Linked DNA regions of Homo sapiens: region 1 is linked to region 2. The links are chromatin loops, found by intact Hi-C in ENCODE. Cell type or tissue: heart left ventricle. All regions are shown on one strand. Links, peaks and the distances in the headings refer to the core of each region. The heading gives the core; the rest is flanking DNA.

The links. Hi-C counts contacts between places; a loop is a spot of excess contacts. Peaks named below come from ENCODE experiments on the same cell type or tissue, not always from the same donor. Only the 100,000 strongest peaks of a DNase experiment are listed, where the experiment ranks them.
Region 1: it touches region 2 in a loop (5-fold over the local background); 62 of 110 quality-filtered maps call a loop at or near these places.

What each region holds. Positions count from the first base shown.
Region 1 is chr5:155,944,020-155,959,593 of GRCh38, forward strand. It overlaps a transcript of SGCD not described here. Among named protein-coding and RNA genes, the nearest start is that of SGCD, 380 kb to the right of the region's middle. In heart left ventricle, for the core only: no CTCF peak of the experiment used is centred there; no DNase peak of the experiment used is centred there; H3K27ac peaks cover 260 bases.
Region 2 is chr5:156,808,660-156,824,233 of GRCh38, forward strand. It overlaps the pseudogene RNU6-556P. Among named protein-coding and RNA genes, the nearest start is that of PPP1R2B, 34 kb to the right of the region's middle. In heart left ventricle, for the core only: a CTCF peak has its summit at 7,541 (motif pointing left); a DNase peak (open chromatin) is centred at 7,512.

The DNA of each region.
Region 1 (15,574 bases), core at 4,907-12,906, 860 kb before region 2:
ACCATTCTGCATGACCACAGCCCTGCAAGTATTTGAAGATAGTTTGTTCTGCCTTGGCTGTCTCTGGGCTGAATGTCTCCATTTCTTTCTGTGGTTATTCATTTCTCATGGGATGCAGACCATTTATCAGCCTGATTGCCTTCCTCTAATTGTGCACTAGCTCTGTGAGTTGTTTCCTTTAGTCACACAGTAATATATACTTACTGTAAATTAAGATCAAACCAAAACCCAAACAAAGGAAAAATTATAGGGTTTTGTATGGGGGGATAAAAGTAAATGTGTATATATGTATTACTTAGGCAAATCACATTCTTATGAACGATGATTGTTAAAGGTTTGCAGATGCCATTCCAGACAATGACTAGGCATGTGCTGTGCATTTATCTGTATACACACGTGTTTTTTTCCTACTCAAATTGCACTGTTCTCTAGCTTTTAAAAGCTTAATCTATGATAGACATTGTTTTACCTTAAGCTATAGATTACCTCGTTGGGTCACATGGCATCAAAAGTATAGAGTTGAGAACAGAACACAACATTTTAATTATTTAACTTAGAATCAGCGCTGTTGTTACAGTCATAATAGTTTTATTTGTTCAACAAATATGTATTGAAGACATACTGTGTTAAGTGCTGCGATAAGAACATACACTGTGAAGATATGAACCTTACCCTCAAGAAACTCATTATCTAGTGGCAAAGACAGATAATCTGACAAAAAATGTGGTAAGTTTATGATTGCACTGAATTTGTTTCCAACTTCGGGTCATATTTTCTTCTCCTTGTCTTTGTAAACTAACCTTTAGCATATCTTTTTGAAGTTAGGCTAATCTTTAAATACATGATCTTTTGTCTTCCCAAATACATGCCTTTGAAGATGTAAGAGCCATGCAAAAAAAAATAATAATAATAAGGGAGTGTAAATCTCACCATATAGATGGTGGCCCAAGTGAACAAACACATACCGAGAGTTTTTCTAGATACCAGTGGTTTTATTTGTTTCTGATTTTAGGTACCAAAAATAAACCACATCAACAAATAGATAGAAGTTAAGTTTACAGATAAATTTCCACTTGTTTTCAAGAAGAATTAATATCAGTTAGAACTGTCTACAAATGAAAATTTTGAGAACCAATGAGGTCTGTGTTATTGGATACATTCAAGCAGAGTTTGTAAAACCATGTTAATACTGCCAAATGAACTAACTGGCTTGGAGTAGACATTCAGTAAATATTTGTAGAAGGGATGGAAGGAGAGAAGGGAGAAGACAAAGGACAAGAGGCAATAGGGAAGGGAGAGAGAACTTTTAGTCATTCATTCAAAAATATTTATTGAACATCAACTCTGTGCCTGGCTCTGTGTTAGTTACTGGGAAAACAGTGGTAAGAACAATAGAGATGATCCCTTCCACTCATAGGATTTACAGTGTAATGGGGAAGACAAAGACCAAGTAAAAACATCACACCAACATGCAACTACAAATGATGGTAGGTTCTGGAAGGCAAAAGCCTGAGGAGCTGTGAAAGCATTTGCAGAGGACGGAACTAGCCTGAGGCTTCAGGGAAGACTTCTCTCATGATTTAAGTCTTCTGCTGAGCCAGCAAGTGGAGTGTCCAAGCATAAGTGCAGATTGTGTGTCCGGAGGGTGGTGCCAGGGACCCTCAAGGAATACGAGAAAGACCAGTGTTCCTGAAGCCCAGAAGAGGAGGTGGATGGCGAGATAAGATGGGGCTGGAGAAGCGGCCAGGGACCAGCTCAGGTAGAGCCTTGAAGACCACAGTGAGGAAGTTTTCACCCTGAGGATTTAAAGGCAGGAGCGACTTGTTGTGATTTGCTTTTTAAAATATCACTGTGGCTGCTTTGTAGAGAGTCACCTGGAAGGGTGGATGTGAGGGAACCAGTTCAAGTGGGACAGTACAGTTCAGATGTGACAGGGTGGGAGCATGAAGGGAGGTGGATGGATCGGAGAGATATACGAGGTAAAATGGGCAGAGCATTGTGATGAAACATGGATAGGAAACTGAGGGTACATGCAGTTGGAAGGTGTCAAGCGTGACTCTTACAAATATTCACATTCCACTGGGTGGCTGGTGGTGGTCACTGGGGTAAGAAATGCTGGATTGCAAACAGCGGGTCTGTGGAAGAGAACTCATGATTCCTCTTAGAAGCATGTTGATTTTTAGGCACTTTGAGTCATAGGCAATGTGTTAGGTGTTGTGCATATTTTATTTCATTTAATTATCATAACCACCTTGCAAGTTAGATAACATTTTTCTCATATTATAGTTGAGGATATTGAGGTACATAGAAATGAAATTAATGGCCCAAAGTAATATAGCTAGTTAGGGCAGAGACTGAATTTGAAACCAGATCTAGCTGATTTCCCAAGTCTTTTCTGTTTGTACTATATTTTTCTTGATGAGAGTTTAATTAAATGTTTGCCAAGTGGTTATATGGTTGATAAATGTGAAGACCATTTTCCAAATGGTATTTTGAATCATTAAAAAAAAATTAATGCAAATAGGGTTGTGCTGTCCCCAATCTCCTTCTCAATCTTCCTAGAGATTTAAATAGTCAGAGATTGATACTCCCATCTTAATCAAAGTAAGTTTTCATGCCAAAAACAACACAGTTTCAGTAGTTCAAAAGTTACTGTTTATGTAACTATAATAAAATAATCTTGTGAAATTCCTCAGCCACTAAACTAGTTATAGCATATCTCCAAAATGTGTGGCTGACCAAACCAGCTGGATCACTGAGACAGAACTGTATATGATTTTCCTCCTTTGGCCAGTAGCTCTGGGAAACCGAATGTAGCCATCACATAGGGTGATGGCACATTATAACAATGATGAGGTTGTATGGACTCTGAGAATATTGAACATTTTAAGGGCAGTCCAGCAAAGCCCCTTATTTTTATGGACAAGGGTCATAGAACCTGGCAGGAAAGATCACAAGAGCAGCATAGGAATGGTAATAGATTTGGGCCAGGAACCCAGGTTTCCAGTCTGTGACTCTTCCTATTCTGCCAGCAAACTTCTGTCATTCACAGATAGAGAGATGGGGAGGGAGATATGTGGAAGCATGGATGGACATTCAAGGAAAGATAGATGGGCAAATGTCTTCCCTTTAGCTACTATGGCATTGATGCTTTATTTGTATTTTTTTCACTTAATTCTTGCAACAGTCTAGTGATATAGTTATTATTAGCCCCGCTTAGCAGATAAGGAAATTGACGCTCACATTGTTAGCTTGGTATTATCATAAATACTCTTGTGTGTGTGTGTGTGTGTGTGTGTGTGTGTGTGTGTGTGTGTGTAATGTTTTGGTTTTTTTTTTATTATTAAGATCTTGGAAATTGCATAACAGTTATGTTAATGTCTATACAGTTTTCCTAAAAAAAGATGGAACTTTTTTGGTGAAGAATGAGATTACAGAGGAAACCTTAATAACTTTCCTCAAAGTCTTAGAAATACCATGGTTTTTGGACCCAGACCTGGATAAGAATAAGGCCCATTCACCCACTCATTTCTGATCTCGAGCAGGTTACTTGACTTCTCCCAGGCTCAGTTTCTTTGTCTGTAAAATGGGTATTAGAGTATCCATCTGCCAGAGGGAGAGAAACATCCTAAAGAAGTACTTTTGAAAACGATTGCAATCAAGGTAAGTTAAAGAACAAGCATGGCAGAGATGAAGGTGGGACCCATATTCAACTCTCTGTCTTCTAACTGCAGCAGGTACATGTTTGTCCTGAGCAGAGAGAGCTCCTGTAGTCACTCTGATTTAGTGACTCAGCAGAAGAGATACTGGAGAGAGAGAGATTGAGAGTTCAGAGTTTACAAGCTTATAAGCTCTATGAACTTGCGTAAGACACAAGATCTCTCTAAGCCTCAAGTTTTTCATCTATAAAAGTGAAAAAAAAAGGACTTGCTTCATAGGGTGATTATAAAGATTTCATCATATGTTTAAAGTTCTAGCCTGGCACGGTGGCTCACTCCTGTAATCCCAGCACTTTGGGAGGCCAAGGCAGGCAGATCACCTGAGGTCAGGAGTTCAAGACTGGGTGACCAACATGGTGAAACCCTGTTTCTACTAAAAATACAAAAAAATAGCCAGTTGTGGTGGTGCATGCCTGTAGTCCCAGCTACTTGGAAGGCTGAGGCAGGAGCATTTCTTGAAATCTGGAGGCAGAGGTTGCAGTGAGCTGAGGTGGTGCCACCGCACTCCAGCCTGGGCGACAGGGTGACATTCTGTCTCAATACTGCTACTACTAATAATAATAATAATAAATAAAGTTCTTAGTGTAGTGCCTTACTCCCAGTAGGTACTCAACATATACATTTTGCTTTTTGGGTGGCTGGCCAAGTCGGAAGCAGGTATTTGTGAAAAATCCACATCTCCTGTTGCCCATGTTTATTGTTATTAATATGGATTCAAATTTCTTGCTTAACAGATTTATTCATCCAAATTATACTGATTTTGTTTGCATCATTCAGGCAAAAGCAAACTCTAATTGGCTTCCCTATAGCATAGCCCAGAAAAATCAAACCAGCTTGGTGCTCTCTTCTACAATAAGCGGCAATCCTTCTGTAAGTCATCTCATTAGCTCCCCTGTGATATTTATGAAGCCTGGGATTTGCTAATGATCTTAAATGGGGTTAGAATCTTTAGTGTGTGTTGAAGAAGGGAGTAGTGGAGAGAATCAGAAGACCTTAAGAGACCTTAAATGCAAATCTTTACTGAACTATTTTTTGTTTATCAGTTACCCAGTGGGGTGTCTGACAAATACAGTATGGGGTCTTATTCCCTATCATCTGTGTGATGGGGTACCATCTGGGCTCAGAGAAAAAGACATAGTCTATAAGATTTGGCTGAACTAATTAGTCAATGAATAAATTATCAAAACCGACAAATGCAGTTCAAACCAGAAGTGACCACGAGTTTTAAAATTTTTATCAGCTCAGCTGAGTCTCTGCAAAAAAAATTCATTTCTAAAGAAATGCATACCACAGGACTGGGCACATGTCCCTTTTCTCCATCAAAGAAACAAAACACTCCTTCTTCTCTTCCTAAATACTGATTGCTGCATTGAAATGAAAAGCAAGATACAGAAAGACATCTAAGTTTCCTAAGCTAAATGGGGGGCACATTAGGTCAATTTAAACCAATATCCCTTTTCTAATGTGTTCTTCCAACAGATGCCTTTGTAAACTCTCCAAGGCACAGATCTGAGTAAATTTCCTGCTCAGAAAACATAGATGGTTTTCTTTTATTAATATACATAGCCTAGTGTCAAATGACCTTCATAATCAATCATAAGAAAGATGGCTAGTCCTAATTGAGTGCTGTGTATCAGATACTTTGCTCAATGTTTTCATGATTAAATTATTTAATTCTTGGAACAAAACTGTGAGTTAGGCATTATAGTGTTCCCTGTTCTACCTATGAGACAACGAGGTTTCGTGAGATTAAGTAATTTGTTCGATGTTATGTAGCTAGTATATGTTGGAGTAAGAAGTTGAATCTAGAAATTTTGTGTTCACTCTATCTCAGAGGTCAGCGATAGATTTTACACGTCTAAATAATTGGAAAAGTCAAATTGAGAGCAATATTTTATGGTTTGTAGAAATTACATGAAATTCATATTTCAGTGTCCATCAGTGCAGTTTTATTGGAACATGGCCACACTTACTTGTTTTCGTATTGTCTATGGCTGATTCTGTGTTACAGTGGCATAGCTGAGTAGTTGTGACAGAAATCACCTGGCCCGCAAAGCTGAAAATATTTACAGTCTGGCCCTTGACAGAAAAAGTTTGGGGATTACTGATAGATCATAACCCATGTATAATACCACCTCCTATCATGTTACAGCCTTTCTAATTTGGAAGCATGTCCACATACCTTTCTTTACATCCTTCCTTCTTCCCATGCATGCGCCTGGAATAAAATGTAATGGCAACTCAACTTGTGGAATGTCTCATGCTTTCTAAACCCAGGTCTGATATCATTCAGTTTAGTTTTGAAAATTTTTATTGCAAGCAATAGAAAACTTGACTCAAATTGGATGTTTGCAAAAAGAGAATCTATTAGCTTGTGTAAGAAACATCTACGAGTTTATCTCAGTTAAGACACAGCTTCATCCAGGACATAAACAATATTATCAGAACCTGTGTCTCTACTCCGTTCTTTGAATTAATCCAGTTCTCAATGTCTGTATAATTTATGCTCCCCCTACCTGCTTTGTCTAGTGTTTCTCTCCAGACCTTCTGCTTCATACCACCTAGCCTAGAAATAGTCAAGAGAGTCTCTGTCTTGCCTTCACAAAAAGACTGAGTCTCACAATAATTGAACTGTCTTAGGTCCTATGTCCTGATGTCCTCAACCTAATGTCTACGGCGAGGAGAAGGAATTACACTGATTGGCTCAGAAGCGGTTAAACCCGTCCCTGAACTTTCACTATGGATAAAGAGATGGGGTTCCCTGATTAGTTTAAATCCATTAATATCCACCCCTAAAGTTAGGGGTTGGATGAGCACCATACCAATCAAATGGATGGGAAATTTCAGATATGATTAAGAAGGAGGCATGTGAGAATTGTTGCTAGGAAGGACACAACAAATGTCTGTACATCTCTCTTCCCCAAAGACTTCCAGGCCCCTGTATACCTGAGCTTGCTCCTGGCAGAATTTATCTTCCTTTATTTTGTACTCCCCCAGCCTTTCCCACTTGATGACTTGAATTATGCCAAGCTGTATATATTCCCTCTCTCAACAACTGCTACCACTTGATACTCTTCAAATAGTTGGAGTCTGTTATAATTATTGATTCCTGTGCTGAAGGCAGGAAACCCTCTCACCTAAAAATCCTCCTTTAAAGAATCCTTACCTGGTTTTAAAAGCATGTTTTGTTGACCCTTTTAGGAATTGCATGTGAGCTGGGAGGCTCCTTTAATGTACTGCTCACTTCTCCCAAACACAGTCTTTGAACTTCATAGGATGGTCAGGGCCAGGAGCAGAGTTGAGGACAGTGAGAGGGTCAGAGACACAGGAGAAATCAGGAACATCTCTTTCACACTCCAAACACAAGATGCGGATTTCACATTTTAGCATGATGAATTTGACACAGCTGTGTCAAATGCTGCACCATAAATTTTTTCTCACATCAAAGTAGCAAGATCAAAATATCTGCCATATTCACTGAAAGACATATACAGGATCATTATAGCTGCACTCTTCCTGATAGCCCACAGCTGGAAATATCACAGGCAACCATCAAGACTGAGTGGACAAATCATGGCACATTCACATAATGGAACTCTGTAAATCCATGAGAAGCGACAATATGTAACTAGACCCAATGATGTGGTTAAATCTCAAAAATATGATGTTGGCCCAAAGAATTCAGACAGTAGAATGTATTATGTGATTTCATTTATATAAAATAAAAAACTACCCTGTGATGCTAAGAGTCAAGAAAGTGGTTATCCTAAAAGGGTAGGAAGGAAACTTTTGGATGCAGTTAATGTTATTTTTTGTGCATGCCTAATTATTGGTCACATAGGTGTGCTCATGTGAAAATTCATCAAGATGTAAATTTATAATATGTGCACTTTTCTGTATGTATATTTTGATATAATATTGAAATGGAAAAAAAAATAAAAGTGGAGATAGGCTATGTCAAATGCCTAACTGTGCTCTTGCTTTTCTCCATATCTCTGAGGTGGGGTGGTGCTCTGAACTGAATGATACATTTGGGTTAGGGTCTGACCTGCCTGGATATAGCATGGATTGGGATCCTTTCTATAGAGGGAATAGAATGAGGTCTTCAGCTTACACAAGGCACAGGCCTTAGTTGAGCTAACCAGCAATGGTTAATGTACTAATGAACCCATATGTCCTCTGACCACAAATCAGAACAGTCTGTGACTTGATCTTTGACTGGATTCTCAGCCTCACCCTGGTGCTGCTACTTTAGCTGCCAGAGGTTCTTTCACAGGATGAAAGGGCTTATCTAACATCCTAAAGTTAATCTTTTCTTGTCTCCTTGATGGTAAAGAAAGAATAAACAGGTGTTCATTGTGTACCACTCTTTCTTCTTTGGGCTAATTGCCTCTGATCTTGGGGTGTATAGATTCATAAAATTTGTGCTGGAGTTTCATCTTTCAAAGAGAAAGACACAAGTAATTGGGTAGCAGTGCTTCTGAGAGTTTTCAAAAACCCCAAGGAGGAAGATGCTGACTTATATTGTTAAGGTCACTTTCATTCCCTTATTGTGAGTACTACTGACATGCATTATACTGCGTCAAAGTGGATGTTTTCCTGCTCCTGAGGAATTTTTTTTTTAATGTGACTGAATTTGCCTATTAATGCTTTATGTTAGTTGGCCTTTAGGTGTGGTGTTCCTATTCCTGTCTTTGAACAGGTCATTTCCTCCTAGCTCTTCCTCATTTTCTTGGTCACATTATAAATGTCCTCCACTTGTCAATGTCTGCCTTGGTCTTGCTGGTCCAAAAGACGTACCCTGTTTGAAAATGTGGTTGCTGTGATGCTGAAAACAGTCATGGGGAGGGCTGCTTGCATTCTGGTGTTTGGTATTTCACTTCTGTTTGCATCCTGGCGCTGTAATGAAATATCATGTCGAGTTCCCATAGGGCTGATAAGCCACCGTCAGCCCCTAAAGATAGCTCTGCCTGTGCATTACTGCTTTCCAAGAAAATCCCTGTCATTATGCAAAATGTTATGCACTTCCTTTCAAACCTAGTCATTTGCATTTTTTGCCTTTGAAAAGGCAAATTTGCTTTGAAAAGTGTAATGAAATGTGCCCAGATGAAAAATGGGCCCTGAGGATGGCTGGTGCCAGCATGGGGCTTTAATTAAATGATTAGATGGCAATTTGATATGACCAGCTTTTGAACTGCATCATGTTATCATTTAGCTTTGGGTGGGGAAATGCAGCTCGACCTTTAGAAACACTGAAAGATAATATGAACTTTGCTTTCAACCACCACAGAAATATGCACAGAAAGGCTTTTTTTAATTCTGTGTTCATTTTTCGCTGACCTCACTCGCCCAGTTATCAAGCCTCCTCATGCTTACTCTTCCTGAGCAAGCCATGTTCTTTCATGCTTCCATGATTTTAGCCGTCTGTTCCTTTTGCCTGGAGTTCCCTTTTTACTTCCTGCCTTTTTAGGGATCCTTATTGTTTCTTGAAAGCACAATTTACTTAATACCCTCCTCTGTTTATTGAAGTTCTTAATTTCCCTAGACTGGGAGCTAGTTGAGCTCTCCAATATCAAGAGACCTGCAAACTATAGCCTGTCTGTCTCCTGTTTTGGTAAGTAAAGTCTTACAGGAACATGATTGTACTCATTCATCTACACATTGTCTATCTCTGTTTCTGCTTTATTATGGCACAGTTGAATAGCTGCAACAGAAACCATGGCCTGCAAAGCCTGGAAAAGTTTGGGCAGATAAGCCGTTCATTCAATCAGTCATCACCTGCTGGTGCCTGCAAGCTCCATGAGGCCAGTAACTTTTGGTTTTACTCACCACTGACTCACTAGCATCAAACACAAGTCTGACACAAAGAAGCTACTTAGAAAGTACCAATTGTATATTGCAGTTGTGAGAATTCAGTGAGCTGATGGAGCTGTGATGTCTGTTAAGTGCTTTGTGCAAATTAGGCACTTAGTGAAAACTTGTTTGCTTTCAATTAAAGACCTCAGAGTTCCTTCCCTCCGACCTAGGCAACTAGGTCATCTTGTATTTCCTCCAACAAATTCATTTTCTTCGTGTCTGCCAGACTTAATATTAATTTTTCAGTTGTGCGTTAAAATATCCAATTTATCCTAAAGTTTAACCTAAAGATCTCTGCTCATTATTTTTACCTAATACCTACTGAGAATTTAATGTGTCCCACAGAGTGTGCTCAGAGCTTTACATCCGCTGCCTCACTGACTAGCTGGTGCCCCCATTCGGAGACAGATATTTTTATTATTTCGTAGCAGAAATGGAGGCATATTTAGGCTAAGAAAATAGACCAATTTCACAATTCCTGTCAAACTAAGACCAAAAATCTTGTCTATTGACTTCTAAAACTTGACTCTTCTCCATCATATGATCTAAAGACCTTCTGTACTGTTTTTCTATTTGTAAAAGAAAACAAAGCATTATTTCAAAGAGCGTTTGAAAGTATCCTTGTCTCATCAGTAATTATAGACAGGTTTCTGTGCAAGTTTCCCTATTGCTTCTTGAACTTTGACTCCTGAAGAAAAGGCACGCTTTTGCTTCTTAGGTCATAAATTCGCTTTCGACTGAATTAATTGCAGAAGTATGCACACTTCACACAAAGCAGCACATACACACGGAGTGTGCAGTAGCTAAACTGATGAGACATGAATCAATAAAAACAAAAATTAAATTAATACTGCAACAGCAACTTGAATCCATTTGATTAGCGATCTGGGCATGGGGTTAAAGCAATTCTTAGCACCCCATCTGTACAACAAGGATAAAAACTATCATTATGGGCAGCTTATGGGGTTCTTTTTTTTTTTTTTTTGGGTTAAATGACTAGAATATAAAACTTGCAAGGCATGGCTTTTTTGTCTGTTCTTTTGATAGAGGTAGCCCCAGGACCTAGAGTAGTGTCTTTACCAACTTTGTTCTATCAGTAAAGGTTTTCCAGAGAAAGAGAACTAACAGGATATGCTTTACCAGAGAAAGAGAACTAACAGGATGTATGTATATCCAGGAAGAGCCTTACTATGAAGAATTGGCTCATGCGATTATGCACAGTGACAGATTCCAAGATCTGCAGTCAGCAAGCTGCTGGTCTACGAGAGAGCTCATGTGTAGTTCCAGTATAAGTGCAAGTGCCTGAGAGCCAGAAGAGCCAATGGTGCAAGTTGCAGTCTGAAAGCAGACAGGCTCGAGACCCAAGCAGAGCCAGTGTTTTAGTTTGAGTCTGAAAACTGGCAAAGACCAGTGTCTTGCTCAAGCTGCCAGGAAGGAGGCGTTCCATCCTACTTGCAGGAGGGTCAGCCTTTTTGTTCCATTCAGATCTTCAATTGATTGGATGAGGCCTACTTGTGTCAGGGAGGGTAGTCTGCTTTTCTCAGTCTACTGATTCAGAAGTTAATCTTATCCAGGAATACCCTCACAGACACTCTCAGAAGAATGTTTGATCAAATGTCTAGGCACCATGTGGCCCGGTCAAATTGACACACAAAATTAACCATGACACACTCCGTAAGTATTTGATGATTTAGTAAGTAAATGAATTCAATAAATTTGAAGTATTTAGAATAGTGGCTGGACTAGAGTAAGTGCTAAATAAATATTATTATGAATTTTCCCAAAGCTATTTGAAGTATTCTGGAACTAGGGTTGGCTTATAGTTAATCATATACAACACAGCATGAAATAGTTCAGATTTGGGCATTTGACAGGAGCCTTTCAGTTCTAATGTTATCTATGCAAACACTTGATTGCAGGCTATATTGGAGACACTTTTATCTTTCTCATTTTTCTTTGTGAAAAATAATTACCTAACATATTATTGGAACTCTCATATGTGATGATAGTTGATGCCAAAATTGATTTAGAGTCAAGTATTTCTGTTGCGTGTTTGTGTGTGGGTTGTGTGGACACACACATGAGCATGTTGCCTGTATAGTTTATAGATCTGCCATTACTCTGATATACCAATACTTTGGTATTTGTGAGTCAAAATAGTTGTTAGAGTAACAGATTATGAACAGAAAAACAAAGATACGTCAACTAATAGTTGCCTCTTAATGATTCATTATTTACTTAGCCCTGTAAAGAAACTGAGGGCACGAGAAAAGAAAATTTAACATAGTCCCTACCCTCAAACAGCTTACTGAGTTAGCCCTAAAGTAAAACCGTAGGGACTTAAATGTAAAGTGTGTAAGATTGGCGATGAGCACAAATGTAATTCAAAGGAGAAGGAGTCAGTATTACTTGTAATAGGTGGAGGAGGCAGACATTGAAATAATTGCATTGCCACTCTAAAAATTTAGATTTCTTTTTTCAGTATCCCACTGAAATTGCTTTCTTGCTCTTCTTGTTTTTTTTTTTTTTTTCCCACCTCTCCCACCTGTCACAGCTTCCAAGTTCTCTCTGGTTCATCTGGGGTGGGCGTGCCTCTGGCTGAAGTATTCCTGCTCATGATTTAGACCCTTCCTGCTGTTTCTGGTAAATCACAGATATTACTAGCTTGCAAGAGGTGATTTTATTGACCTGGCAGCTGGCTTGTACAAAACTAGATTATTTTTGAAGTTAGGAGCATTTGTGACCAATGGAACACTGAGTTTTAAAAAATCAGAATAGATGTAATCAACTCTGAGGAGAAGAAATCAAAATTACAAATGCAGGGAGATTCTTCTCTGACGGATGATGGCTGCTCATACCTTGAGCTTGGGTAGATAATGTAGGCGCTGGCATTTATTTTCATCGTCCTGAGGATACTTACTCTATTAGTCTCATAGGGCTGCCATAACAAATTACCACAAACTTGGTGTTTTCAAGCAACACAAATTTATTCTTCCATAGTTCTGGAGGCCAGAAATCGAAAGTCAAGGCGTCAGCAGGGCCGTGCTCCCTTGGAAGGTTTTAGAGAATCCATCCTTGGCTCTTTCAGCTTGTGGTGGCACCAGGCATTCAACATCACTGCAGCCTCTACCTCCACCTTCACATGGCCTTCATTGTGTGTGTCTTCTCTTCTTTTTATAAGGACCTTTTTGTTGGACTCAGGGCCCCCCCCCCCGGTTAATCCAGGATGATCTAATCTCGAGATCCTTTACTTAGTTATGTCTGCAAAGATCCTTTTTCCCAATAAGGTCACATTTATAGGTACCGAGGGTTGGAACTGGATACATCTTTTTGGGGCTACAATTCAACCCACTTCACTTACCTTCCCTGCTTCTTGGTTCATTCAGACCCTGGGAAGGGCTGCAGTGTTGCTATCACAGTATGTATGGGGAAAATAGATCAATAAAGGTGACAGAGGGTGATAGGAGTGCAGAAGTGATGCGGTTTTGAATAAGGTGCTCAAGGAAGACTTCACTGAGAATGACATTTGATGAAGATCTGAAGGAGATGGAAAAGAGAGAGTCTTGCATGTGTCTGGGGAAGGAGCATTTTGGATGGAGGGAAGAGAAGTGGGGAAGTCTGCGTAGTGAAGGTTGTAATGCGCTGCTCAGATCCCCCTTCAGTGCTGAGGCTGCTGGGAGCCTGGGCAGGTGATGATGTTCAGCTGAATCCTTCTCTGGGAATTACTCTCACCTGAAGAGAGCTGCCCCCACCAAGGTCACACTCTCTCCTTAGTGGCAGCCAATATAGAATGACTAGTCCCTATGGGAGTATAAAGCCTGGCTCCCATTCCTCAAGGCAGGATTACAGTTCTGAAGGTCAGTCATCTAAAATGGGTTTCACTGGGCTAAAATCAAAGTGTCAGGAAGGCTCCATTTCTTTCAGAGGCTCTAGGGGAGAATCTATATCCTCTTTGTTTCAGCTTCTAATGTCTACTCTCAGGTTTTGGCTCATGGCCCTCTTCTTTCATCTTCAAAGACAGCAACAAGTGGGCCAAGTCCTCTTCAGATTGTATCACTCTGACCTGACCCTTCTGCCACCATCTTGCACACCTAAGGACCCTTGTGATTACATTGGGCCCATGTAGATAAACCAGCCTTATTTTAAGGTCAACTGAACAGCAGCCTTAATTCCATCTGCTCCCTTAGTTCTCCTTTGCTATGCATATAATACAACCTACTCACAGGTTCTGCAGGTTAGGACATGGACATCTTTGGGAGGCGAATATTCTGCCTACTACAGATGGAAACATGAGTACGTCATTCACAGTAACATACAAGGCAGAGTGGGCACAGGTGCAGAGTTGTAGGTAGGTAGTCCTGGGAACTTGTGGAAGTTCTTTTCTGATTACTCGGTAAGGGAAGAAGGAAAGTCAACAGCTGGGAGGTGCCAAGGGCTTGAAAAGAGAGACAACGTTATGAATGTCCTCTGAGAGAATAAGGGATGAGTTTACCATGGCAATATAACAGCATTGCTCAGCAGTACTCAAGGCTGTCATCTGTCCTGCTTACCCCAGGATTGCTGTGAGGGTTGCTATGGATGATGCTTATAAAAGTAGTTTTTAAACTGTAAAGCACTGTATTAATGAAAGTTAGTTGACTTTCATTGATTGGGTACCTTGTGATGGTTTCTGTTCTGTGTGGTTTAGGTATATGAACTAAACTAATTCTCAGAGCAAGACTAGGAGGTGGATATCATTATTCTTATCTCCACTGGACAGATGAAGAAATTGAGGCCTAAAGACATGAAATGCCCAAGGTTCCTCAGCTAGGCATTGGCAGGCTGGGATGTAAACCCAGTTAATCTGAACTGAGAGATTATACTCTTTATCACCAATCTATTCTGCTGTCTACTTCATGTGTTCACTTCTCAACCAGATTTTGTGTTCCATGAGGAGTGAAACCAGTGTCTTCTACTTAAAAGAAAAAGAACATCACTCATTGCACCTAATATAGACAGAGAGTGAGCATCCATTGAGCAAATGTAAGCATGCTAACAATTAAAAAATAGATAAATCTTGGGGTCAGAACAGTATTTGAGTCCTAGTTTAACCATTTAACTAGAAATATTGTGACATTTAGAAAGTCCAAGCTTCGCTTTCTTCATCTGTGAGATGGGGATAACAATAATGCCTACCTCAAAGGGTTGCTGTGAGGATAAACTGAAGTTATGCGTGCGGGAATCCCTTTGCCTGTCACTTAGAAGGCACATAGTAAGTGTGACTAGCTATTTCGCTAAATAATTGCTGTGTTGAAGGCAGGCAGTAGGGGTGATTTTTCAACCTAACTCCAAGCAAAACTCTTCACATAATCCCATACCAGGGACCTTCAGTCCCCAGTGTCCCCCAAATTTGGGAGTTTATTGTCCAAAGACCACACACATCACCCTTTCCTCCTCTCTATGTCTTATTTTCTTTCCACATTAGGACATCAACAAATGTAATTCAAGGTCATGCAAAACACAAGTTTATTACAAACTAGAATCTTATGGTACCACTTGGCTACAGTGAGGTCATTTATAGGTACCTGGCATAATTTCTTAGTTTAACGTGACATAGCTTAGCACATTAATAGCCGTCCACACTCACCTGCAGTTTTTCTTCCTATATCTTCATTCATTCCTTTATCTCACATATATTTATAACCCAGGCCCTGAGCCAGGAGGCCTGGGCCAGTGCAGAGCTGTCTCCTTCATCCCTCTCTTCAGGTTCCTTCCTTATGTTTTCTCCAAGTCTGTAGCCTGAATTCAGCTGGAGAACTTGCCAAGGGACATTTCCTAGTAGGTCCCAAACTTTCTATAGCATATAATAGGGGGATCTGAGTAGTAGCTTCTCTTTGTGGAATCTTTCTCTTTGAATAGTCTTTAGCCAATTATCCTAAGACTCCCCCAACATTATGGTTTAGAAAGCCTTATGTTATGTTTCCTTGCTTTTGTTTTTTTGAGAGAATTTTGGTGAGATG
Region 2 (15,574 bases), core at 3,401-11,400:
AGTCCTTAGAGACCTACAAAGGGACTTAGACTCCCACACAATAATTATAGGAGACTTTAACACCCCACTGTCAATATTAGACAGATCAAGGAGACAGAAGGTTAACAAGGATACACAGGACCTGAACTCAGCTCTGCAACAAGCAGACCTAATAGAAATCTACAGAACTCTCCACCCCAAATCAACAGAATATACACTCTTCTCAGCACCACATCACACTTATTCTAAAATTGACCACATAATTGGAAGTAAAGCACTCCTCAGCAAATGTAAAATAATAGAAATCACAACAAACTGTCTCTCAGACCACAGTGCAATCAAATTAGAACTCAGGATTAAGAAATTCACTCAAAACGGTACAACTACATGGAAACTGAACACCTTGTTCCTGAATGACTACTGGGTAAATAACGAAATGAAGGCAGAAATAAAAGATGTTCTTTGAAACCAATGAGAACAAAGACACAACGTACCAGAATCTCTGGGGCACATTTAAAGTAGTGTGTAGAGGGAAATTTATAGCACTAAATGCCCACAAGAGAAAACAGGAAAGATCTAAAATTGACACCCTAACATCACAATTAAAAGAACTAGAGAAGCAAGAGCAAACACATTCAAAAGCTAGCAGAAGGCAAGAAATAACTAAGATCAGAACAGAACTGAAAGAGAGGGAGACACAAAAAACCCTTCAAAAAAATCAATGAATCTAGGAGCTGTTTTTTTGAAAAGATCAATGAAATTGATAGACTGTTAGCAAGACTAATAAAGAAGAAAAGAGAGAAGAATAGATGCAATAAATGATAAAGGGGTATCACCACCAATCCCACAGAAATACAAACTACCATCAGAGAATTCTATAAATGCTTCTATGCAAATAAACTAGAAAATCTAGAAGAAATGAATAAATTCCTGGACACATACACCTTCCCAAGACTAAACCAGGAAGAAGTTGAATCTCTGAATAGACCAATAACAGGCTCTGAAACTGAGGCAACAATTAATAGCCTACCAACCAAAAAAACTCCAGGACCAGATGGATTCACAGCCAAATTCTACCAGAGGTACAAAGAGGAACTGGTACCATTCCTTCTGAAACTATTCCAGTGAACAGAAAAAGAGGGAATCTTCTCTAACTCATTTTATGAGGCCAACATCATCCTGATACCAAAGCCTGGCAGAGACACAACAAAAAAAGAGAATTTTAGATGAATATCCCTGATGAACATGGATGTGGAAATCCTCAATAAAATACTGGCAAACCAAATCCAGCAGCACATCAAAAAGCTTATCCACCATGATCAAGTGGGCTTCATCCCTGGGATGCAGGGCTGGTTCAACATACCCAAATCAATAAATATAATCCATCACATAAAAAGAACCAATGACAAAAACCAAATGATTATCTCAATAGATGCAGGAAAGGCATTCAACAAAATTCAACAGTACTTCATGCTAGAAACTCTCAATAGGCCAGGCGTGGTGGCTCATGCTTGTAATCCCAGCACTTTGGGAGGCCAAGGCAGGCAAATCACGAGGTCAGGAGTTTGAAACAATCCTGGCTAAAACGGTGAAACCCCTTCTATACCAAAAATACAAAATATTAGCCGGGCACGGTGGCGGGCAACTGTAGTCCCAGCTACTTGGGAGGCTGATGCAGGAGAATGGTGTGAACCCAGGAGGCGGAGCTTACGGTGAGCTGAGATTGCACCACTGCACTCCAGCCTGGGTGACAGAGTGAGACTCCATCTCAAAAAAAAAAAACCTCTCAATAAACTAGGTATTGATGGAATGTATCTCAAAATAATAAGAGTTATTTTTTACAAACTCACAGCCAATATCATACTGAATGGGCAAAAACTGGAAGCATTCCCTTTGAAAACTGGCACAAAATTGGGATGCCCTCTCTCACCACTCCTATTCAACATAGTGCTGGAAGTTCTGGCCAAGGCAATCAGGCAGGAGAAAGAAATAAAGGGTATTCAATTAGGAAAAGAGGAAGTCAAATTGTCCCTGTTTGCAGATGACATGATTGTATACTTAGAAAACCCCATCGTCTCAGCCCAAAATCCCCCTAAGCTGATAAGCAACTTCAGCAAAGTCTCAGGATACAAAATCAATGTGCAAAAATCACAAGCATTCCTATACACCATTAACAGACAAACAGAGAGCCAAACCGTGAGTGAACTCCCATTCACAATTGCTCCAAAGAGAATAAAATACCTAAGAAAGCAACTTACAAGGGATGTGAAGGACCTCTTCAAGGAGAACTACAAACCACTGCTCAATGAAATAAAATAGGACACAAACAAACGGAAGAATATTCCATGCTCATGGATAGGAAGAAGCAATATCATGAAAATGTCCATAGTACCTAACGTAATTTATAGATTCAATGCCATCCCCATTAAGCTACCAATGACTTTCTTCACAGAATTGGAAAAAACTACTTTAAAGTTCATAGGGAACTAAAATAGAGCCCGCATTGCCAAGATAATCCTAAGCAAAAAGAACAAAGCTGGAGGCATTATGCTACCTGACTTCAAACTATACTTCAAGGCTACAGTAGCCAAAACAGCATGGTACTGGTACCAAAACAGAGAGATAGACCAATGTAACAGAATAGAGGCCACGGAAATAACACCACACATCTACAACCATCTGATCTTTGACAAACCTGACAAAAACAAGAAATGGGGAAAGGATTCCCTATTTTATTAATGGTGCTGGGAAAACTGGCTAGCTATAGTAGAAAGCTGAAACTGGATCCCTTCCTTACACCTTATACAAAAATTAATTCAAGATGGATTAAAGACTTAAATGTTAGACCTAAAACCATAAAAACCCTAGAAGAAAACCTAGGCATTACCATTCAGCACATAGGCTTGGGCAAGGACTTCATGACTGAAACACCGAAAGCAATGGCAACAAAAGCCAAAATAGACAAATGCGATCTAATTAAACTAAGAGCTTCTGCACAGCAAAAGAAACTACCATCAGAGTGAACAGGCAACCTACAGAATGGGAGAAAATGTTTGCAATCTACCCATCTGACAAAGGGCTAATATCCAGAATCTACAAAGAAGTCAAACAAATTTACAAGAAAAAAACAAACAACCCCATCAAAAAGTGGGCAAAGGATATGAACAGACATTTTTCAAAAGAAGACATTTATACAGCCAGGAGACACATGAAAAAATGCTCATCATCACTGGTCATCAGAGAAATGCAAATCAAAACCACAATGAGATACTATCTCACCCCCGTTAGAATGGCGATCATTAAAAAGTCAGGAAACAACAGATGCTGGAGAGGACATGGAGAAATAGGAACCCTTTTACACTGTTGGTGGGAGTGTAAATTTGTTCAACCATTGTGGAAGACAGTGTGGTGATTCCTCAAAGATCCAGAACTAGAAATACCATTTGACCCAGGAATCCCATTACTGGGTATCTACCCAAAGGATTATAAATCATGCTACTATAAAGACACATGCACATGTGTGTTTATTGCAACTTAAAACCTAGATGACAGGTTGATAGGCACAGCAAACCACCATGGCACATGTATACCTATGTAACAAAACCTGCACATTCTGCACATGTATCCCAGAACTTAAAGTATAATTGTTTAAAAAATTATATATATATATATTTAAAAGTTAAAAAATAAAATAGAAGACAGTATTAGCAATAGCAAAGAAAATAGCAAAAAAAAAAACAAACAAAAACCCAAATGTCCATCAATGATAGAGTGGATTAAGAAAATGTGGCACATATACACTGTGGAATACTATGCAGCCACATAAAAGGATGAGTTCATGTCCTTTGCAGGGACATGGATGAAGCTGGAAACCATCATTCTCAGCAAATTATACAAGGACAGAAAACCAAAGGCTGCATGTTCTCACTCATCGGTGGGAACTGAACAATGAGATCACTTGGACACAGGGTGGGGAACATCACATACTGGGGCCTGTCGGGGGTTAGGGGGCTAGGGGAGGGATAACATTAGGAGAAACACCTAATGTAAATGAGTTTATGGGTGCAGCAAACCAACCTGGCACATGTATACCTATGTATCAAACCTGCACAGTGTGCACATGTACCCTAGAACCTAAAGTATAATAATAAAAAAAATTTAATAAAGAAAAAAAGAAAAATAAAAAGATGTATTTTTGAACAATCCAATTAACCAATTTGCCCTAACTGGTATGTATATAGAACACTATACCAAACAGCTGCAGAACACACATTCTTTTCAAATGCACATGATACATTTACCAAAATGGGCCATGAAGCCAGAATCAGTACTCTGACCATAGTGGAACTAAGTTAGAAATCAGTAACCAAGAGATAAACAGAAAATCACCAAATGTTTATAAATTAAGGAATTGTTTTCTAAATTACCCTGAAGTCAGAGAAGAAATAACAGAGCAAATTAGAAAATATTTTGAACTGAGTATAGCTATCAGAATTTGTGCAATGTAGATAAAATAGTGCTGACAGAGAAATTTATAAAATCAAACACACACTTTGGAAAAAAACTGAAAAAATTATTTAATAATCTCCTAAAAAGCTAAAAAAGTACAATAAATTACATGCGAAAAAGTAGAAGGAAATGTTAAAGAGGAAAAAAATAAAAAACATACAATTTAAAAATTGGTATTTTTGGAGATTAATAAAACAGATAAACACCTATCAAGATTCATTAAAAGAAATGTGAGAAAACTATACTTAAAATTTTCAGAAATTAAAAAGGGACATCATTAGAGATCTTAAAATATTTAAAAGTTAAGAACTTCCAGCCTTCAGATAATATGTAGAAGGTCTTGATGGACCATTTCTCCCACTAGATAAACCACAAAAATTACTGGATCAGCTTGCCCATCTCCCCCATATTTAAGAGATTGGAGGGTTGCAGATCAAAAATGATCCAAAATTCAATTACAGGGGAGGATAAGGTATTTCTAGCTGAGCAGGTATCAGTGGCGAAATTCTCTTCTGCTGAATTTCCACAGGGGCTGGTGGAAGACTGGGCTTATCACAGTCTCTGGAACTCTGCTATGATACAGGAAAGCCTGCAGACCTTGTGGGCTAGTATAAATGGATTGAAGTCTGTAGGAGTTTCAAATGCAAAGAACTTGTTCTTCTTACCTGCTGAGTTTTCCCCCATGAAACTTTTGGTGAGTGTGTGGAAATGGTATGAAAATGGAACTGGAAAAGCAGAGAGAGAGAACTCTGTAGTCTTCTGGTGATTAGATCCCAAGGTCCTACTAGAGAGAGTAGTTTATAATATATACAGTACAGACCCAGTTAGCCCTAAATACATGTGAAAACACAGGTGAAATAAAGCTTACTAAAGCTGTATCCCAGCCACAAATCAGCTCAAATTCTTTCTGGATTATAAAGATTGACCCATTTCCCTAACTTACAGACAAAAGAACACACCCTCCCTTTTAGAAGATAGTATTGTGCTCACTTTGGCAGCACATATACTAAAATTTGAACAAGACACAGAAGATTACCATGGCCCCTGCACAAGGATGACACAAACTCATGAAGCCTTTCATATTTTAAAAATAGAGTTCATGTCCTTTGCAGGGACATGGATGAAGCTGGAAGCCATCATTCTCAGCAAACTAACACAGGAACAGAAAACCAAACACCGCATGTTCTCACTCATAAGTGGGAGTTGAACAATGAGAACACATGGACACAGAGATGGGAACATCATAGACCAGGGCCTATCGCCAGGGGGTTGGAGGCAAGGGGAGGGAGAGCATTAGGACAAATACCTAATGCGTGCAGGGCTTAAAACCTAGATGACGGGTTCATAGGCACAGCAAACTACCATGGCACATGTATACCTATGTAACAAACCTGTACATTCTACACATGTATCCCAGAACTTAAAGTATAATTTTTTAAAAAATTATATATATATATATATTTAAAAGTTAAAAAAGAATAAGATAGAAGACAGTATTTATACCAAGGGCTGTAGGGTTTTATTTTTAATTATACAATTTCTGGCAGGCAATAAACAGCTATGAAATAAGTGAAGAAGCGGGATGTACTCCTAATTAAAAGGAAAAAAAACTGAACAGTAGCAGATCCACTAATGGTTCAAATATCGGAATAAGCAAAGACTTTAAAATAACTATTGAAATATATTAAAGAAATTTGAGGATAAGATTGACAAAATGGATAAAAAGAATGACAATTTCAAAAGATAAAACTGCTAAAATAGAACAAAGTGAAAATTCCAGAACTGAAAAAAAAAATCTACTGTGCATGAAATTAAAAATGTATTTATAGAGCTAAAGCAGAATGGACACAGCAGAGAAAACAGCATCAGTCATTTTATCCAGGTCATCACAAACTGGTTGAAAATCAAAAATATAGGAAAAATTTTAAGATGCACACATAAAATAAATTATTAAATGTAGACATAGAAAATAGATTATATTTAGCAGAACAACAATGAAAATCATGGCTGACTTTCATCAGAAAACAATGGGTGACAGCTGGGTATAATGGTGTGCACCTGTAGTTCCAGCTACCTGGGAGGCTGAGGCAGGAGAATTGCTTGAGCTGAAGAATTCACGTCCAGTCTGAGCAACATAGCAAGATCCTGTCTCAAAAAAAAAAAAAAAAAAGAGAGAAACAATAGAAGACAAAAGACAATGGAATTGACATCTTCAAAGTGCTGAAAGAAAGAAAAACAGAATTCTATAAATGAAGTGCATATAGAGATGTTTAAAAAAACAAAAGGTGAGAAAATATGTCACCAGCTTTTGAAGCTAAAAGAAAATAACTCAAGATGAAAGCAAAGATCTGCAGGAAGGAATGAACAATGTCAAAAAAGGTCAAATATGTGCATAAACATAAAAGAATACTTTAAATTTTCAAAATTATTGACTATTAGAAACCACAGGCCAGGCACAGTGGCTCACACCTGTAATCTTATCATTTTAGGAGGTCGACGCAGGTGGATTGCTTGAGCTCAGTAGTTCAAGATCAGCCTGAGAAACATGGTGAAACCCCATCTGTATGAAAAATACAAAAATTAACTGGGTGTGGTGGTGCACACCTGTAGTCCGAGCTACTCAGGATGCTGAGGTGAGAGGATGGCTTGAGCCTGGGAGATGGAGGTTGCAGTGAGCTGAGATTGTGCCAGTGCACTCCAGCTTGGGCAACAGAGCAAGAACCTGTCTCAAAACAAAAAAACAAAAACAAAAACAAACAAAAAAGCCAAAGCAAAACACAATAAAGTTTAGTGGTTTATAATATAGACAGAAATAAAATATGTGACATCAATAGCACAACGAACTAGAGAGAGATTAGTGGAATTTTTTGTGCAAAGTTTTTACATTGTTTGCAAAGAAGCGAAATACTAATTGATTCTTGTGATAAATTGGGGTGTTAAGTTGAGGATGCATACAGTAATCACTACAGCAGTTGTTTTCAACCTTTGGTAATTCCCCTACCCAGGCCCCAGCCAAGGAACCCTGTCACAACTGGAGTGGGAGGACAGTTGCTACTGCCATCTGCTGGGAAGAGGCTTTGTTTTTATGAAAATTTTGTAGATGAGGAAACAGACTCCTAGAAGTTAAGTAAGTTTCTCTAACACTACCTTTGATAAGGTGAATAGTGGCTCCCCAAAGATGTCCCCGTTCTAATCCCCAGAATCTGTGAATATGTTACATCACATGGGTAAACGGTTTGCAGATGTGTTAAGGATCTCGAGATGGGAAGATTATTCTGGATTATCCTAGTGCGTCAAATGTAATCACAAGAGCTTTTATAAGAGGAAGGCGGTTGGGTCAGAGTCAGAGAAGACACATTATGATGAAAGAAGAGGTGACAGAAGGAAGGGGGATAGGTAGACAGACTGAGAATGAATGAAAATGCTACATTTCCAGCTTTGAAGATGGAGGAAGGCACCTTAAGCCAAGGGATGGAGGCACCGTCTAGAAGCTGGAAAAGGTAAGGAAATGGATTTTTCCCTAGAGCCTCATGAGGTAGCACAGCCCTGCTGATACCTTGACCTCAGCCCATTAAAAACCATTTCAGACTTTTGACACAAAGAACTGTAAGGTAATAAAACTGTATTTTCAAACCACTAAGTTTATGATAATTCATTATAGCAGTAATGGGAAATTAGTATAGATATCCAACTAGGATTTGCTTCTAGATTTTTCAGTCTATGCCTTTAATCACAAGATGGACATAGCTACCATAATGGGAAGAAAAGCTAAAGCATTTTTCAGAATGTTTTTGCCCTGCAGATATCTCTGATATTGCCTAACTGATCATGGTGTTCCTAAAATTGAAATAGACAGGCAACCTACTAAAGCCTTATTTGATTTGTGGAAGTGTTACCTACAGTGGAAAGAATCCAGCAACCAACAGACTCCTCATAACATGAGAGCTTCCTAAATAATCTTAAATTTAAAATATATATACACATATATGTGTATATATACATGTATATATATACATGTATATAGATGTATATATACATATACGTATATTTATGTGTGTGTGTATATATACACACACACGTGTCAAAAGAAAAACTTCAGCCGAGTTAAATTTAAAGGAGTTTAATTGAGCAATGAATGATTTGCAAATCGGGCAGCCCCCAGAATCACCGAAGATTCAGAGAGACTCCAGTGCAGCCACATGGTGGAAGATTTATGGACAGCAAAAGGAAAGTGATATACAGAAAATGGAAGTGAGATACAGAAACAACTGGTTTGGTTACAGCTCCGTGTTTGCCTTGTTTGAACATGGTTCAAATAACGTTGGCTACATTTGATTGGCTGAAACTCAGCGATTGGTACAGTTGTGTGTTATGGTTGGTTTATACCTCCACTTGTTATAGTTCATGACGTACAGAAAAATCTTTAGGCTGAACTTAAATATGTAAGGAGGCAGCTTTAGGCTAAACTTGATTTAATACATGCATACATGTACAAATATACATACGTGCATGTATATATATGATATACACATATTCTATGGATATTTATATAGATAGGCTTACAGATATTCACATATATATGTGTGTATGTAGTGTGTGTGTGTGTTTCCGTGTATATGAGCAAAATGTCTTGAAAAAATACAGAAACTGTTTAGAAAGTTACATCCGAGAAGGGGAACTGAGATCCTAGAGGATAAAGGTGGGAGTTTATTGTTTTGGTTAGATATCCTTTTGTACTTTTTAAATGTTGACCCATGTAAGTATATCGCTGATTTTTTTTTTAAATACACACATAAAATTTAAAAAAAATAAAGAATTCTATTATACTATTGGGGCTAAAATGATACCCCAAAATGAAAGCTTCAGAAGCAGCCCAGAAGCTTCTCTTCCAAAAGTTTCTCTCTGACGTTCTCTTGGCCTGCTATCTCTGACCCCTCAATTCTATCCTGAGGCTAGCAATAGAAGCTAGAATCTCTCCTCCCCCAAGGTGGATCAAAAAACCAGAACCACTTTTCCCCAAAGCCAGCCATAGGACCTAAAAATATTGCTCAAACTTTTCCCCCACCTTTCTGTGTAATAATTGACCATACAGAAATTATCTGATCTATCTTGTTTGATTATAGATTGTAAGACCTCCATTCCAGAGAGTGTCCTGCCCCATACTGAGAAGGAAGGAATGCTGCTCAGAGAGGCCAAGAAGAATCTAGACAGACAGGCCTTGCTCGGTTTCCCCACTCCGTCTATTAGCATTAGATCTCACACTTTTTGTTCAATCCTATTTCCACACGGCCGTCCATAGTTTGTTGAACCTAAGCATAAAAATGGACAATTTCCCCTGTATCTTTGGGTCTTCATTCTTTAGGCTCCCATGCACATTAATTCATTTGTATGCCTTTTTTTCCATGAATCTGCCTTTCGTTGGTTGATTATCAGCGAACCTTTGGAGGGCGAAGAAGTTTGCCCTTTGCCTTTGTAATACCTCCATCAGCAAGAGCCAAGAGAGATTCCATGTGTTTTTCCCCAAGACCCTCAACCATTTCCCCAACCCAACCTTCACTGCCTTTCCTTCACTCTCTGCCTTGAGACAGTGAGGCCTAATCACTCTATGCCTTTCATTCCTGTTTCCAGAGGAAGCTCAGACCCTAGGGGAGCCCCCATTTTCCATGGCTCTCTGCACCAGTATAATACCTTCCCCTGCCTCCTCACCTTCCTTCCTTGCTTTATCTTCTCCATAGCATTGACCACTAATCTGGTATTCTATACCTTACTTCCTTATCTGGATCATCACCTGTATCCCTCTAATACAAACTGAGCTCTATCAGGGCAAGGATTCTTGTCTGCCTTGTTCACTCCTGTAGCCAAAGCAGGAGTAAGAGTGCCTGGACATACTAGGCTCCCAATGAACACTTAATAACAGAGGAAGAGAGGCAGTGAGTGATCATTGAGTACTACGCTGGGAACCACAGCTTTGCTGGCACTAAAATGAAGAAGAGATGAACAGAGGGAGGTGTATTTCCTATGGCCACCCATCCATCTGCCTGGCAGGGACTAGGTGGAAAGAAGAAACTGCTGTCAAGGCATGTCCCGTTATATGTCAGATCCCTCCACACACTACCACCTTGCAGCAAGAAAAACGCCTGGAAGCCAACTAGACAAGTGGCAGGGTTTGAAGGATAAGAGCCCCTATGGCTGGGAAACTGCTGATGTGAGAAAGAAAGCATAATTATACTCACATTTGCAACAGGTAATGGAGCACCATGAGCAACTTAAATACTGACATTTTATTATAGCCTTAAGAGAGAACATAAAAACCTTCAGAAAGAATAACTAAATGTGGCATTTGGTATTTGCCACATCATTTGTGTTAATCATAGAACATTTCTCAGGGGAGGAGCCCCTAACATTTCTTATATGTAAATATATACTTCATATATAAGTGTCTTTATGAGAATATCATCTGTGAAAAGCAAATCATCCAACAAATATTTACTGAGCAGTCTTCTGTGCACCAGGCACTGTGCTAGTCCCTGGGAAAATGACTCACAATAAGATGATGCCCTTATGAAACTTACGTTCTAATAAAGAAGCCCAGCACTAAACAAGACACCCAAACCACAAAGACAGTCATTTCAGACAGTGACTTGTGATGCAAAAGAAACAAATTTGGGGGTCTGGAGATTCCTACTTGAGGATGGGCATGGAGGAAGGCAGAGCAGACACCACTGGGGCCTCCTTGTCCCTCTGACGTCCCTTGGCCATGCACGGCAGCTGCTTGCTCCTCACAATGTGATCCTCAGAACATCAGCAAGGGCATCATCTGGGAGCTTCTAAGAGCCGCAGCATCTCAGGCCTCCTAACAGAACTCTTTAACCAATCTGCATTTTAACAAGATCCCCAGGGTTTGTGAGCACACTAAAGTTTGAAAACTACTCTTCAGGACTGTTTCTAACTGCCCGTATTTGCATATTCCCACTGCTCTTTCTGCATAACGAGGAGCAATCAGAAGTGCTCTCTCCCTCCCCAAGGATCCAGTACCAGTGGAGGGGGTATGTAAATGTTCAAGTCCCTCAGCACTCATAGGGGTAACCCAGAGGCAGCATTTTATGCCTTTCCCAGAGCTTCCCACAGGATGAAGCTTGGTGGCCTGCGGTGGTGGCTGGTGCCTCTTGCCACTGATTTCCCCTGCTACTGCCTTCTGTGCCTCCCAAGCCACCTGCTGCCATCTGCTTGCTTGTCTCAGGGTGCTCCGAGGGGAACGTGAGTAAGACAGGGGCCTCTCTGAAGATGTGAGCTGAGAACTGAAGAATGAAAGAAGCCACCTGGTGAAGAGCTAGGAGAGGGAACAGTCAGTGGAAAGGCGCTGAGGCTGGGAAAAACTGCAGTGCTCAAGGACCAGAATGGAGATCAGAGGCAGGAGCACAGTGGGGAGTCCTGTTGGGGGTGGATACAGAAGTGCAAGAGTAGAGAAGGGAAGAGTAGACATTGATTGCACTAATGCAGTGAGGTGATTGTGGCTTAGACATGTCAGTTGGGAGCACAAGGACCAGAGGCAGGTGGAAGAATGTTGACCTGTTGTAAAGCCAGAGGTGAAAAACAAACTGTGCAAAATATTCACACACACTCAGCAAGCTTTGGATGACTGCGTAAAATTAAACAAACCCTCCAGTCGTACCTGTCTCTATACTAGGGATGCATAAGCTAATGGCTACACCCCAAAAGTCTGTTCCTTAGGTTAAAATGCCCAGCACTCAGTAACATTTCCTTCTCTAAAAATCTAGAAAATGTTCGAAGAGAAGTTAACTGTTAGGGCTCAGAAAACAACACTTCAAAATGAAGGCCCCAGAAGTAAAAGGTTTTCTTCTGACCTTCTTCTGCTCTTCTGTCTCTCAGTCCCATTCTCCCCTGAGGCTAGCCATAGGCACTAGAATCCCTCTTCCCAAGGCTGGTCATAGAAACCAGAACCCTCTTTTATTCCCTGAAGACAACCATAAAGCCTAAAAATATCACTCTATTTTTCCTCTGCCTTTCTGTGCAAAAACTGGCCGTAAAGACATGATCTGGCCTACCTTGTTTGACTGTAGGTCATATAACCCCATTCCACAGGGGGTTCCACCCCGTACCCAGAAGGACGGAATGCTGCACAGACAGAATCTGATAGACAAGAATCTAGACAAACAGGCCTTGCTGGGTTTCCCCACTCTATTAGCAGTAGATTATACATTTTTGTCCAATCCTATTTCCACACGGCTGTCCATACTTTGTTGAACCTAAGCATAAAAATGGACAGTTGGCCAGGCATGGTGATTCATGCCTGTAATCCCAGCACTTTGGAAGGCTGAGACGGGTGGATCACGAGGTCAGGAGATCGAGACCATCCTGGCTAACATGGTGAAACCCCGTCTCTACTAAATATACAAAAAATTAGCCAGGCGTGGTGGTGGGCGCCTATAGTCCCAGCTACTTGGGAGGCTGAGGCAGGAGAATGGTGTGAACCCGGGAGGCGGAGCTTGCAGTGCGCCAAGATCACGCCACCGCATTCCAGCCTGGGGGACAAAGCGAGACTCCGAAAAAAAAAGCGAGACTCTGAAAAAAAAAAAAAAAAAAAAAAAAAAAAAGGACAGTTTCCCCTGTATCCTGGGTCTTCATTCTGCAGGCTTCTGTGTATACCCATTAAGTAAATATGTATGCGTTTTCTTCAATAAATCTGCCCTTTAGCTGGGCACAGAGGCTTACGCCTGTAATCCCAACACTTTGGGAGGCTGAGGCAAGAGCCCAGGAGTTTGAGACCAACCTGGGCAACATAGGGAGACCCTAGTTCTACATAAATTAATTTTAAAAAAATAGCCAGCATGGTGGTATGTGCCTGTGGTTCCAGATACTCATGAGACTGAGGCTGCAGTGAGCTGTGATCACACCACTGTACTCTAGCCTGGGCAATAGAGCCTGGGCAACATAGCGAGATCCTATCTCAAAAAGGAAAAGAAATGCGTTAAAAAAATTAATCTGCCTTTTGTGAGCTGCTTTTTCAGCAAAACTTCAGAGGGCCAAGGGAACACAACAATAACTACACAACAATGACTAAGATAGACATGAACTCGCTTCCTGGCTTTTGTGTTCCTTAATTTAGACTAATTTTCATTCATTTAACAAACATGTATTAGGTAGCACCTGTTGGCAGGACCTGTGGATTCCAAGATGGGCCAGATAAGGTTACAGTGGGGAGCAGCCCCAGCTATTATAATTCCACATGATAAGTGTGATAAACACACTATGAACAAAGGGGTATGCAACTACTGAAAGAAGTATCCAACCCTTTTATTGGGAGTTGGAGAAAGCTTAACAGAAAAGGCAAAATAAAACTGGCATTTGAGTTGGATTTAAAGAGTGAGTAAAAGTTTGTTAGTCAAGGAAGAGGAAAAATAGCAGTTATCTGAGGAAAAGTTCAGTAGGGCTGGAGTATTCAAGCAACAGGCAGTGAGTAGGGGAGCTGTGCGTGGCAGAGCTTTCCTAACTTCAGGACTGTTTCTTTTGCTGTTGTTTTTTTTTTTTTTTTTTTTTTTTTCTGAGACTGTTTCTCTCTTTTCGCTCAGGCCAGAGTGCAATGGCACGATCTCGGCTCACTGCAACCTCCACCTCCCGGGTTCAAGGGATACTCCTGCCTCAGCCTCCCGAGCAGCTGGGATTACAGGCATGTGCCACCACGCCAGGCTAATTTTGTATTTTTAGTGGAGATGCGGTTTCTCCATGTTGATCAGAGTGGTCTCGAACTCCCGACCTCAAGTGATCTTTAGGAGACATAATTCTTCCTAACTGTATTTAACTACAGACAGTATCATTTAATGTTTTTAATCAAAAATGAAACCAGTAGATTACCTCCAGATAAGAAAAATAACACCAATTCATGTTATAATGTCACTTGCATGCCAAACCCAGGCATCAGGAGTAAATAACTAAAATAATTTTATAAGAAAAGGCTATCAATATGGTTAGATTGGTGTTTTACAAAGATAATGCTAAAAGCAGAGATGGTTAGCTTGCACTATGAAAGCTATAATAACAGAATTAAAGAAAATCCCATAATTTCTGCCAAGATTACATTCCAATCTTAAGAAACCCTCCCTGTCAAGTTCTTCAGTGCATCTCACTTAAGTCTTTCTTGCTGCAAATTAAGCCCATGTACCATCCCTGCATCCTCCTTTATAATTAACATTATTCATTCTGCAGATTATAACAGATCATTTTCCTCCTTCCTAACTCTAGAAGAACTCTTACTAAATAAAATACACCAGAGAAACACAGTGGGTGAACTATCAGATGACTTTCAAACTTAAATGTTAAAAAACAAAAGAAAAAAAAATGACCAATTTGCCTTTCTGTGCATTTGTTGGAGAGTCTATTCCTTCCTAGATAGGAATATTCTTCTCCCAGAGTCAACTTCTTCCTTCATATGACTATTTTTTCTCCTGAACGCTATTGTCTGTGAATATTTGCACAAAACAGACTGTGTTGTCCAATGACAGAACGGCATGTTCTTCCTCACTAACCCCCCCTCCGAGATCAGGAATCCAAAGTGCTTTGCCATCAGCTACATGACCTTGAATAAATGACTGCTCCATCTGTACCTCACTTTCCTAAGTGTCAAATCAAAGTGTCTAGAGTAGGCCATCTCCAAAGCCTGTCCTGTGGCTATGAGTCCGAAAATGGCTCTCTCAGACTTTCAGCTCTCCTGTCTATAAGAGGCAGATTCTCAGGGTTGGGAGAGGCTTCTAGGTGCTTCCCTTCTATGGCTTCCTTCCTAGTACATTCACAATAGAAAATTACCTAGCACTGAAAATTTGTTAGTAATCTTAACTTTCCCAACCTCTCCTAGATCAAATGAGGTTAACTGGATATTCAACATTTCTAGTCTACCATCCCGTCAGACAGCTGAACAATGCATTTTCTTTTCTTTGGATTAAAAAAAAAAAAAAAAAGATGCAGTTGCCAAAGACAAGGAATTCCTATGCATCTCCCAAGGAACTTTCTCTCATCATGCTAGAGCCAATTAGCTCAAACTAGAAGTTGGAGGCAAAATAATTCAAGTTAG